Regions from separate parts of the Mus musculus genome. Here region 2 is linked to region 1. A link is a loop called in an ENCODE intact Hi-C map of the cell type or tissue named here. Cell type or tissue: gastrocnemius. All regions are shown on one strand.

Region 1 (2,500 bases):
GTGTTATAACGTGTAGAATCATTAATGGTTCTCATGAGGAATTGATAAAAAGTGTTAGCTTATTTCACTAAGCTAATGAAATTTACCTTTAATTTCAAGCAGTTTGAACTCTTCACATTAACACTCCTATACTTGATCATAAATTTTAGAACTCAGTGTTTTTATACCATGCATTTTCTGGGAACTTGACAGTTAATCACAACTAGGAAACCATGGTGTGGGATTCCATACTGCAGTTTGACATCAGTTACACTTGAGTAGAACTGTTAAAAACACAAAAGCTATCATGCATGGTATCATGGTTAGCTTTATGTACATCTTTGTTCTAGGATTCAGCTAGCAGAGCAATATTTCAGGTGTTACTGTGGATGTGTATGAATATGCTATTCATAAATCCAAATAATCAGTTTTAAGAGATTGAAATCATCATCTATAATGTGAGTTAATTTCTAGAAATCCCAAGGTTTCTCCAAAAAGAGAAAATTCTGTGTCAAGCATGTGAAGTTAACTCCAGGCAAATGGCCTATTCTGAAAGTCTTCCGCACACACTTCTAATTTGATCATCTTTATTTCTCTTTCCTAGTCTGTCTTTTTATGCCATTGTCTCTCACATTCACTGATTTCTAACATCCCTCCCTATATGTATGTGTGTGTGTATGAAATAATCAAAGAATATAAATGCATTTCATATGTAAATGCATATATGATAATAAATACATAAACAGTTTTACAAATAATCCACATGTTAAATGTCTCTGGGCATTCCTAACTGGTGTAGATAGGTTATCTAGAAGAGGAACTTAGATTATATAACTTTATATTAAACAACCTAATATTTATTAAGATGAGAGTATTCATGTAGCAACCATTGTTAAAGAAATTAACTGTAAGTGTTTAACATCAGACCATTTGACAGACAGCCACATATATGTATTAACAACTAAGCATACTAAAACATAGGCAAATAAAAATAAAATACTTGATTTTTTACACATAAAGTCTGGTATACAGAACAAAAATAAACTTTTAAAAGAAATGCTAGTGATTTATCAATTAATTTTAGTTATTGTCAATTACTGCTTTTCTCTTCCAGATAAACCTGTACTTTGAGACTATGATGAATTCTACCATGGTGACTGAGTTCCTCCTGGAGGTTTTTGCTGAGACTTGGGAGCTCAGGGTCCTACTCAGTGTGCTGTTCCTGCTGGTGTACCTGGGCAGCCTGTTCGGGAATCTTACCATCATCATTGTTACTACAGTTGACCAGACCCTGAACACACCCATGTACTTCTTCCTCAGGAATCTGTCCATCTTAGACATGTGCTATGTTTCTATTACTGTGCCCAATGCCTGTATAAACTCTCTCACTGACCACAGGAACATTTCTGTGACTGGGTGTGCAGCACAGATCTTTTTGTTCTTCTTTTGTGCATGTGTAGAGGTTCAGTTTCTCACCATCATGGCTCAGGACCGCTATGTGGCCATATGCAAGCCTCTCCTCTACCCTATGATTATGAACCATCAATTCTGTGTTCAGATGACACTGGCTTCCCTACTTACCTCACTTATCCTTTCAGGTATGAACACTTTCAAAACTTTCCAGCTGTCCTTTTGTCACTCAAATGTAGTTCCTCAGTTCTTCTGTGAGCTGCCTGCTTTGCTGAGGCTTACTTGCTCTGACACCTTTAACAACAAAATCATACTTCTTCTGACTGCCATTGGCCTTAGTGGTACCTGCTTTACTTTCATTGCCATATCATATGTTCACATATTATCAACTGTCTTGAAAGTTCCTGTCAAAGGAGAGAGAGGGAAAGCCTTTTCTACCTGTGTCCCTCACATCATTGTAGCATATTTGTTTCTTTGTTCTGGTGCCTATGCATATCTAAGACCTCCAGCAATCTCAGAAGTAGTTGAGGATATGACTCTTTCTGTATTTTATACCACTGTTCCTCCATTCTTAAACCCTATTATCTATAGCCTTAGAAACAAACAAATAAAGAAGGCTGTGAAGAAAGTAATATTCAGATTTTTCATAGTTGAATAAAATAAAGAAAAAATATGGACATACAAATCTGCACATGCACATTAAAGCTTTTTTTACTTTATGTACTGGAGAGATGTTTTTTACATTATTTATACTACTTATAATTTCCCCTCCCTCTTCTCATCCTAGTACTTTCCTACTCATTTGTCCTCCCAACTTTATCCCCCCATCCATGTCCTCCCATATGGGCATAATAAAAGTTTTAAAAATAAGTTTAAAGAAATAAAGAAGAAGCCTTGATGCCAATTATGCGGGAAGAACTTCTAATATTACCCTTGAGTTTGTTTTCTTTTGGTCATCCACTGCTGGGCATGCAGCCTACTTTTAATTGTAATTTATTTACTCAATGAGTCTCCCTTGGAGGAAACTACATTTACCCTTAAAAGTGCTTAAATAATTAGAGGTTTGTTGTTTTGTTTTGTTTGTTTTGTTTTTCCAGGTTAGAGATAGGGG
Region 2 (2,500 bases), 54 kb before region 1:
TTATTGCCTTGTTTGATTACATTGTCTTTGATCTAAGAACTGACCTTATTCTTTGCAAGCGCCTAGACTAGGGAAAAACAAAAAACAAGAAACGAAACAAAAAAACAAAACAAAACAAAACAACAACAACAACAACAACTCTTCAGCACTGGCTGGAGTCATGTTAAAATGTTGTCTAGTTGCTGTTTCTTTCTTTAAACCTCCCCCCTCCCTTGAGGCCCTGTTGACTGACTGAGCTGGCTTGGTCACTTTGCCAGTGAATTCAAGGTTATTCCTCTTTCTCTCTATCAGGTTCCAATATATCCACGTTTATGTTTAGGTCTTTCACACATTAGTAGTTTTGTCTTCTTCAAGGAGATGTGGATTTATTTATATTTCTCTTCTACATGTAGCTATCCAGATACAGAACTAGCACCATTTGTAGACGATGTCTTCTCTCCCCTGCATATTTCTGGCTTCATCAAAAACCAGGTGTTAGTGGGTGTATGGATTTATGCCTGGATTGTCAATCTGATTTTATTGATTAATGTGTTTGTTTAATGCCAGTAGCGTGCTTTTATTTTTCTATATTTCTATATACATTTTGAGGTCATCGATGGTAATACTTTTAGCACATCTTTTATTATTCATGGATATTTTAGTTATCTTGTATGATTTTGTGTTGTTTTGTGTGTGTTTCCATATTAAGCTGAAAATTTTTCTTTCAAACTCTGCGAATACTTGTGTCCATTTTGATGGGAATTGTATTGAGTTTGTAGATTGCTTTTGGTAGGATGTTCATTTTTACTATATTGATCCTATCAATCCATGAGCATGGAAGAGCTTTCCATCTTCTGATATCTTCTTCAATTTGTTTTATTAATGTCTTAACTACATTTCTCTTATTGAGTATTTTCTTGCTAGGAAGAAACACCATGACCATAGGAAATCTTATTGAAAAGAAGAAAGCATTTAATTGGTGATTGCTTACAGTTTCAGAAACTCAGTATTATTGTGAGAATACTATAGCATGAAGAGAATGTACAGCATGAAGATGTATATGATTTTTGAAAATTTTGGATTTTCTCTCTGCCTTTTCTTTATTTAAATAAAGGTTTGCCATTCTATAGATATATAAAAAAATTTTGTTTTCTATGATTCTTAATACTATTTCTTTTGTTTTTACCTTTTTATCCCTGATTTTTAAACCCAGGTTTGATTATTTTTGCCCATATACTCATTTTGTGTGTTATTGCTTCTTTTTATTCTAAAGTTTTCAGGTGTGCTGTTAGGTTATTAGTATTAGATTTCTCTAGTTTTCTTGTTTGTTTCTCTGTCATGTTTTGGGTTTTTTTTTTTCAGTCTCTTATAAGCACCTTACATTAAAAAATTAATTAAAAACAAACAAACAAAATAATATAGAGTATGTGCCAACTACACCTGGGCCATGAGCCTGCCCAGGAGTGAATATGATTGGCATACCTAGGGATATTTTATTGAAGAAAACTCATTTTGCCTTTCCCTGGAGATCTCAATTGCTATCACATCCTTGCTTAGAGTTGGGACTTTAAATCTACTTCCCCCTTTCTGGTTTTTTTTTTTTTTTTTTTTTTTTTTCCTCCTTGAGGTTTTGTTGTTGTTGTTGTTTGCTTTTTGTTATTTATTTATTTATTTATCCTTAAATCCACACAGGTTTTCTACATCTCAACAGTCTTATTGTTAATTTTTTTTCTTTATTTTTTGGTTTCTATTTTTACTTTTTGAGAGTGAGAGCATGCATGAAGTTGGATCTGTAGCATTTCGAGGAGGATCTGGGAGGAGAGTGATTCACTCCTAATTGCTTCTATATATATGAAATATTCTCTTTACTTTTCAGATAGAAATGATTCAAAGTATCAACTCTAATATAACTAGTCATTTCTCCTGAATTCTCCTTGTACATCTCACTGTGAGATTTCTTTGTTTTTTTTTTTTTTCAAACTTTACTAAGTAAATGTCACATTTACTTCATTCCCTAAGGACCAATCAGTTTAAAAGTCACACTGATCTGCCTATCACGTTGTGCCTAGTGGCTGTTGCTCTATTTTACCCCTGAAAACTGTATAAAATCTGGCTGAACTGCCTGCCTGGTATGGCTTCCTCTCCTTTGGGTGAAGGAGGACACCAGGGCACTGAAACAATAAATTCCTCTTGCTTTTGTATCCATCCCTGGCTCAGCATGGTTCACTCAGAGGGTCCCCAGCAGCTAAGGCTTATCCTTACAAAAGGATATTGTACTGCTTTGTTTTTGTTAACTTATCTAGAAAACAATATCTTAGTGCCATTCCTGAACAGTGGACTTGGACAATGTAAGAAAGTGTTTTAAGCAAGCCATAAAATACAAACAAATAGGCAACACACACAGTGATCTCTGTTTCAATCTCTATATCCAGGTTCCTGCTCTAAGTTCCTGTTCTGGCTCCTATCAGCGATAAAGTGAGATCTGAGAGTTGTGAACTGAAATAAACCCTTTTCTTCACAA

The links. Hi-C counts contacts between places; a loop is a spot of excess contacts. Peaks named below come from ENCODE experiments on the same cell type or tissue, not always from the same donor. Only the 100,000 strongest peaks of a DNase experiment are listed, where the experiment ranks them.
Region 2: a loop joins it to region 1, with 6 times the contacts of the local background. A loop is called at or near these places in 14 of 42 quality-filtered maps.

Annotation. Positions count from the first base shown.
Region 1 is chr7:86,525,645-86,528,144 of GRCm38, forward strand. Olfr297 (olfactory receptor 297) reads left to right here and starts at 1,115. Exons shown (of 1, transcript NM_146618.2): 1 at 1,115-2,047. The coding sequence starts at 1,115. The coding sequence ends at 2,047. In gastrocnemius, no CTCF peak of the experiment used is centred here; no DNase peak of the experiment used is centred here.
Region 2 is chr7:86,471,904-86,474,403 of GRCm38, forward strand. No RefSeq gene overlaps it. Among named protein-coding and RNA genes, the nearest start is that of Olfr299, 7.7 kb to the left of the region's middle. In gastrocnemius, no CTCF peak of the experiment used is centred here; no DNase peak of the experiment used is centred here.